Regions from separate parts of the Homo sapiens genome. Here regions 2, 3 and 4 are each linked to region 1. Evidence: chromatin contacts called from ENCODE Hi-C or POLR2A ChIA-PET data. All regions are on one chromosome and are shown on one strand. Each heading gives the region's core, a stretch centred on a gene start or an enhancer-like site at or near the end of the contact. The rest is flanking DNA. Distances are from core to core; before and after follow the strand shown.

Evidence for each region. A loop is a pair of places that touch in the nucleus more often than their neighbours do. ChIA-PET counts read pairs that join two places held with the same protein, here RNA polymerase II (POLR2A). Pooled maps may share reads with other maps.
Region 2: a pooled map shows a loop between it and region 1 (14-fold over the local background). The contact joins the promoter of ZNF90 here to the promoter of ZNF737 in region 1. A Hi-C loop is called at or near these places in 1 of 37 single-sample maps with no recorded cell type and 7 of 50 pooled maps. POLR2A ChIA-PET finds 5 or more read pairs at or near these places in 8 of 52 experiments (CD4-positive, alpha-beta T cell, CD8-positive, alpha-beta T cell, WTC11 and 5 more).
Region 3: a map of B cell shows a loop between it and region 1 (11-fold over the local background). The contact joins the promoter of ZNF486 here to the promoter of ZNF737 in region 1. A Hi-C loop is called at or near these places in 2 of 168 maps with a recorded cell type or tissue (B cell and CD4-positive, alpha-beta T cell), 1 of 37 single-sample maps with no recorded cell type and 9 of 50 pooled maps. POLR2A ChIA-PET finds 5 or more read pairs at or near these places in 14 of 52 experiments (B cell, CD4-positive, alpha-beta T cell, CD4-positive, alpha-beta memory T cell and 8 more).
Region 4: a loop to region 1 is called in a map of naive thymus-derived CD4-positive, alpha-beta T cell, with 7 times the contacts of the local background. The contact joins the enhancer-like site here to the promoter of ZNF737 in region 1. A Hi-C loop is called at or near these places in 1 of 168 maps with a recorded cell type or tissue (naive thymus-derived CD4-positive, alpha-beta T cell), 3 of 37 single-sample maps with no recorded cell type and 11 of 50 pooled maps. POLR2A ChIA-PET finds 5 or more read pairs at or near these places in 13 of 52 experiments (CD4-positive, alpha-beta T cell, OCI-LY7, Panc1 and 7 more).

Annotation. Positions count from the first base shown.
Region 1 is chr19:20,564,516-20,567,038 of GRCh38, reverse strand. It overlaps ZNF737 (zinc finger protein 737), which reads left to right and starts at 1,258. Exons shown (of 4, transcript NM_001159293.2): 1 at 1,258-1,401. The coding sequence starts at 1,399. All of the region lies in intron 2 of LOC105372316 (a long non-coding RNA gene), which reads right to left. RefSeq lists enhancers at 1,406-1,455, 1,666-1,825.
Region 2 is chr19:20,076,738-20,079,260 of GRCh38, reverse strand. ZNF90 (zinc finger protein 90) reads right to left here and starts at 1,261. Exons shown (of 4, transcript NM_007138.2): 1 at 1,126-1,261. The coding sequence starts at 1,128. RefSeq lists an enhancer at 839-1,318.
Region 3 is chr19:20,165,955-20,168,477 of GRCh38, reverse strand. ZNF486 (zinc finger protein 486) reads right to left here and starts at 1,264. Exons shown (of 4, transcript NM_052852.4): 1 at 1,118-1,264. The coding sequence starts at 1,147. All of the region lies in intron 5 of LOC105372310 (a long non-coding RNA gene), which reads left to right. RefSeq lists an enhancer at 1-682.
Region 4 is chr19:20,237,210-20,239,732 of GRCh38, reverse strand. It overlaps LOC105372310 (a long non-coding RNA gene), which reads left to right. Exons shown (of 7, transcript XR_007067164.1): 3 at 1-751; 4 at 1,183-1,445. Among named protein-coding and RNA genes, the nearest start is that of ZNF486, 71 kb to the right of the region's middle. RefSeq lists enhancers at 508-1,026, 1,538-2,048. Within about 2 kb of position 1,257, at least 17 of the 41 ENCODE cell types and tissues checked have a DNase peak (open chromatin) inside an H3K27ac peak, as active enhancers do; they include OCI-LY7 and Panc1, where a contact is called at or near this core.

The DNA.
Region 1 (2,523 bases), core at 9-2,508:
GAGGCAACAGCCACAGCTCTAGAGTCAGCCACCCGTCCATCGTACACAGACAAGGAGAGGTCTTATGAAGCTTCAGGGCGGTCTGGGACCTTAGCTCTTTTGTAACGAGTTGTTTGGCATAAGGCCCAGTGATGAGAGCCCTTCACGACTTGCCTCAAGGAACACAAAAAGGTCAACCTTTTTTTGTGATTGTCTATTGTTTTTCAACAACTAATATATAGGAATAGATTGAAATAGAGATTTCTTCAATACAGCGCTGGATGAACACCTCAGGGGCTCACACAACCTGTTCTGGGACTTGGTGACAATTGTTTGTGTCCACATTCAATTGAGTTCAGATTTAATATGTGACTTTTCCTCCACAAATTCCCCTGTCTTGATGAATCGGCTCTGTCTAGGCAAAGGGTAAAATAAACCCCTTGGGCTGTTACACAACCTCCGCCTCCTGGCTTCAAGTGATTCTCCTGCCTCAGCCTCCGGTGTAGCTGGGACTACAGATGTGCACCCCCACACCCAGGTAACTTTTTATATTATTAGTTATTATTATTATTTATTAGTTATTATTAGAGATGGGGTTTCACCATGTTGGCTAGGCTTGTCTTGAACTCCTGACCTCAAGTGATCTGCTCACCTTGGCCTCCCAAAGTGTTGGAATTACCAGCGTGAACTATCCGTGCCTGCCTCTAAATGATTTCTATCTCCTATAGCTGTTGGAAATTAAAGATTGTTTCAAATTGAAAAAATAAAAAGAATGTGGACAAAAATAAAATATAAATAGTTTTTTAAAATTACGAGATATTACAAAATATATATGTAAATCTGGAGTGCTCAAAAATGACAAATTTGATTTATTTATAAGGTTTTATTAAAATTAGCTTTAATAGATTTTACCATTACCAAAGTAAAAGTTGATTTTCTGTTGAACAAAAATTTTATGTATTATTAATGACAGCAAAATACTTCTGTTCACCTTTTTAATACATTCAACAAGAAAGAGAGTAAACAAGAGATAAAATATTCCCATGCTCTGGGGTGGGCCTGGCTCAGCTCAGGGAGGAAGCACTGTTTGAAAAGCCAGCTGCTTAGGCTGGCACTCTTTGTTCACTTAACCCAGCATCTGATCATATCTTCTGTCACTCAGGGCCTGAGGGGGCGGGGATTTAAGCATTATCCAATCAGGGACGCTGGGCTGGAAGCCGTCCAATCAGGCACGCAGCCAGAGTGAAGCGGAAGGCTTCCGGGTTTTGCGGGGCCTTTGTCTCTGCAGCCGGAGCTCCAGGTCTTGTCTTCACTGCTGTGTGTCCTCTGCTCCTAGAGGCCCAGCCTCTGTGGCCCTGTGTCCTGCAGGTATTGGGAGATCCACAGCTAAGACGCCCGGGAGCCCCTGGAAGCCTAGAAATGGTGAGAGTGCCGGTCCGACATCCCGAGAGAGGGGGATAGGCTGGTTGGAACCGGTGGGAAGTGGCTGTGGCGGGACTCAGGCCTCTGCGCAGTCAGCTCCACAATCTGCACCCTGAGTTCTCCTTGCCCAGCTCGGCCTCAGTCCCGTTCAGCCATAATTTGGCGGCTACGCTGACAGCCGGGCCCCCTGGCGTCCTGTGTCTTCCCTGCGTAGTGACTGCTCTGGCCTGGAGCGCTCCGTGGGCAGCTCTGCAACCGCAGCCTCCCGTCTCTCCCAGAATGTGCAGGGACCACCAGAGGGTCGTCAGGGGAGAATCCTGACTCGGGGTGCAGGTTCATGAATGGGAAGAGCTTTGGTCCGTGGAGTTCACAGTTTCTGTTTTCTGCTATTCAAAATTTATGGGGCCGGGCGCAGTCGTTCACGCCTGTAATCCCAGCACTTTGGGAGGCCGAGGCAGGCGGATAACTTGAGGTCAGGACTTCAAGATAAGCCTGGCCCAAATGGGGAAACCCCATGTCTACTAAAAATGCAAAAATTAGCTGGGTGTGATGACAGATGTCTGTAATCACAGCTTCTCGGGAGGCAGAAGTGAGAGAATCGCTTGAACTCCGGAGGTGGATGTTGCAGTGAGCTGAGATCTTGCCACTGCACTCCAGCCTGCGCGACAGTGAGACTCCGTCTCAAAAAAAAAAAAAAAATTCCTGGTTATGTAATTACAGTTTAATTGGCAGTTTATAGTTGCTTAAGCCTGAATTTTGTTTCCCCTAATGTAGTAATTTCCCAAAAAATGCACATGAGCTTAGATTTTTTTTTTTTTGAGGTAGAAATCCAGGGACTAGAGCTTCTTCAGTCTAATTGCCTGCCACTTAATTATTTTCACACGCCACAGCGGACTGATTTTCCCTGGCATTTTCCACATGTGTCTCAAGCAAGGCCTCAAGTGTACCCCATGTTCCTCAATTTATTATTTTTATTTTTTTTTTTTTGAGACGGAGTCTCGCTCTGTCGCCAGAGCTGGAGTGCAGTGTCAGATCTCGGCTCACTGCAACCTCCGCCTCTCAGGTTCAAGCATTCTTCTGCTTCAGCCTCTGGAGTAGTTGGGGCTATGGGCACGCGACACC
Region 2 (2,523 bases), core at 12-2,511, 490 kb after region 1:
GTTCAAGCTTTAATTTCCATGCCAGAGTTATTCACTGGGTTTTTGAAACTAAGTGTTGGAAAATACAGTGAAGTTACTAAAACACAGTGTTTACATAAAGGATGGAAATTTTAAGATGCTTACTTTTTTTTTTTTTTTTTTTTTTGAGGACTCTCCCTCTGTCGCGCATGCTGGAGCGCGATGGAGGGATCTCAGCTCACTGCAACCTCTGCCTCCCGAGTTCAAGCAATTCTCGGGCCTCAGCCTCCCAAGTTGCTGGGATTACAGGCGCTTGGCACCACTCCAGGCTAATTTTTGTATTTTTAGTAGAGAGAGGTTTCACCACGTTGGATAGGCTGGTCTAGAAATTTGACCACGTGATCCGCCCGCCTCGGCGCCCCAAAGTGCTGAAATTACAGGCAGGAGCCACCGCGCCTGGCCGGGAAGGGGTTATTAGCCCTAATGCAGTTCTGTTTTTGTTTTCCCTCCATTGGCTGGGGTCAGACCGCACAATCTAAGCTGATCCCGGTTGGCTTACACTCAAGCTTTTTCCAAATCGGGTAATGCGCGATTTGTGAGAAAAGGAGAAGGGAGAAGAAGGGGTAGGGGTGATTTACAACTTTTCCAACTTATGACCAGGAAGTTGCGTCTTTGAAGAAGAACTACGTTGTACTAACAACCCTTTACCTCAAGTGATCCGCTCGCCTCGACCTCCCAAAATGCTGGGATTACAGGCATGAACCACAGCGACCGGCCCCATAAGTTTTTAATAGGAGAAAAGAGAAACTGTCAACCCCATGGACCAAAGCTCTTCCCATTCATGAACCTGCACCCCGAGTCAGGATTCTCCCCCGAGAACCCTCCCGTGCTCCCTGCACAATCTGGGAGAGACGCAGCGCTGTGGGTGCAGAGCTGCCCAGAGAGGGCTCCAGGCCAGGGCAGGGAAGAGACAGGACGCCGCGGGGCCCGGCTGTCGGCGCTGTTGCCATCTTATGGCTGAAGGGGACTGAGGCCGAACTGGGCAAGGAGAAGTCGGTCGCAGATTGTGGAGCTGACTGCGGGGAGGCCTAAGTCCCGCCACAGCCACTTCCCATCGGTTCCAACCAGTCCCTCCCCTCTCTCGGAATGCTGGAAAGGCACTCTCACCATTTCTAGGCTTCCGGGGGTCCCTCAGCTGTGGATCTCCCAATACCTGCAGGTCACAGGGCCACAGAGGCTGGAGAAGAAGACACGAAGCAGCTAAGACCAGATTTGGAGCACCAGCTGCAGCAAGAGACAAATGGCCGCGCCAAACCCGAAAGCCTTCCTCTTCGCTCCAGCTGCCTGCATGATTGGACGGTTTCCAACCCAGCGTCCCTGATTGGATAATGCTTAAGGCCCCGCCTCCTCAGTCCCTGAGTGACAGAAGATGTGATCACATGCTGGGCTGAGTGAAGAAAGAGTCACAGCCTCAGCTGCAGCCTTTTCAGGCCGGGCTTCCTCCTTGAGCTGAGCCAGGCCCACCGGAGAGCATGGGAAAATTCTTTTTTACTCTTTCTCTTTTTGAATGTATTCAAAAGGTGAACAGAAGTATTTGGCTGTCATATTAATAATACAAAAAATTTTTGTTCAAGAGAAAACTTTTACTTTGGTAATAGTGTATTATCAATACGAAAGCTAATTTTAATAAAACCTTGTAAGTAAATCAAATTTGTCATTTTTGACCTCTCGAGACTTACATATACATCATATATATTTTGTAATCTAATGTAATTTTTTTAACTTTTTATATTTTATTTTTATCTACATTCTTTTTATTTTTTCAATTTGAAACAACTTTTAAGTAATTTCAAACTGTTATAGGAGACAGAAAGGAAATCATTTAGGGCCAGGCGCGGTGGCTCACGCCTGTAATTCCAGCACTTTGGGAAGCCAAAGAGGGCGAATCACTTGAGGTCAGGAGTTCAAGACCACCCTGGCCAACACGGTGAAACCCCATTTCTACTAAAAATACAAAACCTTACCTGGGCGTGCTGGTGCACACCTGTAGTCCCAGCTACACCGAAGGCTGAGGCAGGAGAATCTCTTGAACCTAGGAGGTGGAGGTTGTGTAACCGCCCAAGGAGTTTACCTTGCCCTTTGCCCAGACAAAACCAATTCATCAAGACAGGGGAATTTGTGGAGGAAAAGTTAAATATTTAATTTGAACTCAATTGAACGTGGACACAAACAATGGTCACCAAGTCCTGGAAGAGGTTGTGTGAGCCCCTTGAGGCGTTCATCCAGTGCTATTTTAGAGAAATCTCTATGTCAATCTATTCAATCTATTCCTATACATTCGTTATTGAAAAACAATAGACAAGGCCGGGCGCGGTGGCTCACGCCTGTAATCTCAGCACTTTGGGAGGCTGAGGCGGGCGGGTCACGAGGTCAGGAGATCAAGACCATGCTGGCTAACACGCTGAAACCCCGTCTCTACTAGAAATACAAAAAATTAGCCAGGCCTGGTGGCAGGCGCCTGTAGTCCCAGCTAGTCGGGAAGCTGAGGCAGGAGAATGGTGTGAA
Region 3 (2,523 bases), core at 15-2,514, 400 kb after region 1:
TCTCCATGTTAGTCAGGCCGGTCTCGAACTCCCGAACTCAGGTGATCCGCCTGCCTTGGCCTCCCAAAGTGCTGGGATTACAGGCGTGAGCCACTGCGCCTGGCCCTTCTTTTGTGTGTGTGAAGGAGTCTTGCTCTGTCACGCACACTTAAGTACGATGGCGCGGTCTCAGCTCACTGCAACCTCCGCCTCCTGGGTTCAACCAATTCTCGTGCCTCAGCCTCCCAAGTAGCTGGGATTACAGGTGCCTGCCACCACACCTGGCTAATTTTTGTATTTTTAGTAGAGACGGGGTTCACGGTGTTGGCCAGGATGGTCTAGAACTCCTGACCACAAGATCCTCCCGCCTAGGTCTCTCAAAATGCTGGGATTACAGGCGTGAGCCACCGCGCCCGACCAGGAATGGGTTTTTAACCCCAACGTAGTTTTTGTTTTTGTGTCCTTCCCCTATTGGCTGGGGTCAGACCGCACAATCTAAGCTGATCCCGGTTGGCTTAGACCCAAACTTTTTCCAAATAGGATAAACGAGCGATTTGCGAGAAAAGGAAAAGGGAGAAAAAGGGGTAGGGTTGTTTTACAACTTTTACAACTTCTGATCAGGAAGTTGAGTCTTTGAAGAGGAATTTAGTTGTCCTAGCAACCCTTTACCTCAAGTGATCCGCCAGCCTTCGCCTCCCAAAATGCTGGGATTACAGACGTCAACCACCGCGCCCGGCCCCATAAATTTTTAACAAAAGAAAAGAGAAACTGTGAACCCCACGGACCAAAGCTCTTCCGAATCGTGAACCCGCACCCCGAGTCAAGATTCTCCCCTGATGACCTTCTCGTGGTTCCCGCACCATCTGGGAGAGACCCGAAGCTGCGGGTGGAGAGCTGCTGCACAGAGAGGGCGCCAGGCCAGGGCACGGTCACTGCGCAGGGAAGAGACAGGACGCCCCGGGACCGGCTGTCAGCGCAGCCACCATCTTATGGCTGAAGGGGACTGAGGCCGAGCTGGGTAAGGAGAAGTCCGGACGCAGATTGTGGAGCTGACTACGGGGAGGCCTGAGTCCCTCCACAGCCACTTCCCATCAACCAGTCCCTCCCCTCTCTCAGGATGTCCAATGGGCACTCTCACCATTTCTAGGCTTCTAAGGGGTCCCGGCATCTTGGCTGTGGATCTCCCAATACCTACAGGACACAGGGCCACAGAGGGTGGGCCTCTAGGAGCAGAGGACACAGAGTAGCGAAGAGGCGACCTAGAGCTCCAGATGCAGCGAGAGACAAAGGCCGCGCCAAACCCGGAAGCCGTCCTCTTTGCTCCAGCTGCCTGCCTGATTGGACGGTTTCCAGCCCAGCGTCTCTGATTGGATAATGCTTAAGGCCCCGCCCACTCAGTCCCTGAGTGACAGAGGATGTGATCAGATGCTGGGCTGAGTGATGAAAGAGTAACAGCCTAAGCTGCAGCCTTTTCAGGCAGGGCTTCCTCCCTGAGCTGAGCCAGGCCCACCCTAGAGCAAGGGAAAATTCTATCTCTTTTTTACTCTCTCTCTTTTTGCATGTATTCAAAAGGTGAACAGAAGTATTTTGCTGTCATATTAATAATACATAAAATTTTTGTTAGAAAATCAACTTTTACTTTGGTAATAGTGTATTATCAATACTAAAGCTAATTTTAATAAAACCTTATATATAAATCAGATTTGTCACTTTTGACCTCTCGAGATTTACACATATATTTCATAATCACTTGTAATTTTTTTAACTTTTTATATTTTATCTACATTCTTTTTTTCAATTTGAAACAACCTTTAAGTAATTTCAAATTGTTACAGGAAATAGAAATCATTTAGAACCAGGCGCAGTGGCTCACGCCTCTAATTCCAGCACTTTGGGAGGCCAAGGTGGGCGGATAACTTGAGTCAGGAGTTCAAGACCAGCCTGGCCAACATGGTGAAACCCCATTTCTACTAAAAATACAAAAAATTATCTGGGTGTGCTGGTGTGCACTTGTAGTCCCAGCTACTCCGGAGGCTGAGGCAAGAGAATCGCTTGAACCCAGGAGGCGGAGGTTGTGTAACAGCCCAAGGGTTTTACCTTGCCTTTTGTCTAGACAGAGCTGATTCATAAAGACAGGCCTTTTGCCTAGACAGAGCCCATTCATCAAGACAGGGGAATTTGTGGAGGAAAAGTTAAATATTAATTTTGAAATAAATTGAACACAGACACAAACAATGGTCACCAAGTCTCAGAACCGGTTGTGTGACCCCCTTGAGGCATTCATTGAGGCATTCATGTAGTGTCATTTCAGAGAAATCTCTGTTTCAATCTATTCCTATATGTTAGTTATTGAAAAACAAGATAACGTTTTTGTGTTCCTTGAGCCCAGTCGCAAAGGGCCCTAGTGACTGGGCCTCATGCCAAACATTTCAGCTCCATCAGGTCATTTATGTTCCTCTCCAAACTGTTTATTCTAGTTAGCAGTTCCTCTAACCTTTTATCAAGGTTCTTAGCTTCTTCAAATTGGGTTCGAACATGTTTCTT
Region 4 (2,523 bases), core at 8-2,507, 330 kb after region 1:
AAACAAGCAGTGCAACTGGCCCTGGATCTATGACCCATTTGGGATGGTCCCGTAGAACTGCAAGTAACTGTCCTAGATCAACATGCTAATTGGAGCCTTAGGCAGAAACAAGATGGGAAGAGGTACATTTCTGGTTTTGGACCCAGAAACTGCCAGAGGCCAGCAAAGCTTATAACCCTTTCGAGGAGCAATTGTTAGCTTGCTATTGGGCTTTGCTGGAAACGAAACACCTCTGCTTCAACCATGATGTCTTTATGAGGCTTGAAATTCCTATTATGACTTGGGTCATGAGTTCCCCCGAAACTCACCAGATAGGGCACGCCAAGGGGGAGAACTGGGGGAGTTTCCATTCCGGGATTTGGGACGTCCCCAAGTTTCCAGCCTTGGGCTCCAGAGTCAGACACCGCACTCTCCAGGCTGGAAGATTCTCCACCAGGCCAGGAAGCAACAGCATGGGTTCCAGAGTGGGACACCCGCACTCACCAGACTATGAAGGACTCACCACCAGACCAAGAAGCAACAGCCTGAGCTCCAGAGTCAGACACCACCCTCATCAGACTGTGGAGGATTCACCACCAGACAGGGAAGCAACAGCCTGGGCTCCAGAGTTGGCCACTCGTCCGTGCACAGACGAGGAGAGGTCTCATGAAGCTTCGGTGCAGTCTGGGACCACAGCTCTTTAGTAACGAGTTGTTTGGCATAAAGCCCAGTCACAGGGCTCTTCAGGACAGGGCTTAAGGAACACAAAAAGGTCAGCTTGTTTTTGTGATTGTCTATTGTTTTTCAACAATAGTAGCTGTAATCCCAGCTACTCAGGAGGCTGAGGCAGGAAAATCGGGTGAGCGAGACCCCGCCACTGCACTCCAGCCTGGGTGACAAAGCGAGACTCCGTCTCAAAAAAAAAAAAAAAAACATTAGCTTTAGTATTGATAATACACTACTAACAAAGTAAACGTTGATTTTCTCTTGAACAAAAATTTTATGTATTATTAATATGCCAGCAAAATACTTCTGTTCACCTTTTGAATACATTCAAAAGGAGAGTGAGTACAAAAGAGAATTTTCTCATGCTCTGGGGGGGGCCTGGGTCAGCTCAGGAAGGAAGCCCTGCCTGTAAAGGCTGCAGCTTAGGCTGTCTCTCTTCACTTAGCCCAGCATCTGATCACATCTTCTGTCACTCAGGGCCTGAGGGGCGGGACCTAAAGCATTATCCAATCAGAGACGCTGGGCTGGAAACCGTCCAATCAGGCACGCAGCTGGAGCGACGAGGACGGCTTTCCGCTTTTGGCGCGGCCTTTGTCTCTAGCTGCAGCCGGCGTTTCAGGTCTCGTCTTCACTGGTCTGTGTCCTATTCTCCTGGAGGCCCAGCCTCTGTGGCCCTGTGACCTGCAGGTATTGGGAGATCCACAGCTAAAACCCCAGGACACCCTGGAAGCATAGAAATGGTGAGAGTGCCCGGCCGACATCCCGAGACAGGAAGAGGGGCAGGGTGGAACTGGTGGGAAGTGACTGTGGCGGGACTCAGGCCTCTTCGCAGTCAGCTCCACAATGTGCGCCCCAAGTTCTCCTTGCCCAGGTTGGCCTCAGCCCCCTTCAGCCTTAAGATGGCGACTGCGCTGACAGCCGGGCCGCCAGGCCTCCTGTCTCTTCCTCTCGCAGTGACTGTGCCATGGCCTGGAGCCCTTTCTAGGCAGCTCTGCAGCGGCAGCGCCGCGTTTCTCCCAGATTTTGCAGGGACCATGGGAGGGTCGTCAGGGGAGAATCCTGACTCGGGATGTGGGTTCATGAATGGGAAGAGCTTTGGTCCGTGGGGTTCACAGTTTCTCTTTTCTGTTATTAAAAATGTGTGGAATCCGGGAGGTGGAGCTTGCATTGAGCCGAGATTGCACCACCACTCCAGCCTGGGCGACAGAGGGAGACTCCGTCTCAAAGAAAAAAAAAAAGTATGGTGCCAGGTACGAAATGCCAGTAATCCCAACACTTTGGGAGGCTGAGAAGGGCTGATCACTTGAGGTCAGGAGTTGAAGACCAGCCTGGGCAAAATGGGGAAACCCCATCTCTACAAAGAAAATAGAAAAATTAGCTGAGTGTGATGGCGAATGTCTCTAGTCCCAGCTACTCGGGAGGCAGAGGAGAGAGAATCGCTTGAACCCAGGAGGCGGAGGCTGCAGTGAGCTGATATCACACCACTGCATTCCAGCCTGGGTGACAGAGCAAGACTTTGTCCTTTTTTTTTTTTTTTTTTTTTTTGAGACGGAGTCTCGCTGTCGCCCAGGCTGGAGTACAGTGGCGCGATCTCGGCCCACTGCAGGCTCCGCCCCCTGGGGTTCACGCCATTCTCCTGCCTCAGCTTCCCGAGTAGCTGGGACTACAGGCGCCCGCCACCTTGCCTGGCTAATTTTTTGTATTTTTAGTAGAGACGGGGTTTCACTGTGTTAACCAGGATGGTCTCCATCTCCTGACCTCGTGATCCGCCCGCCTTGGCCTCCCAAAGTGCTGGGATTACAGGCGTGAACCACCGCG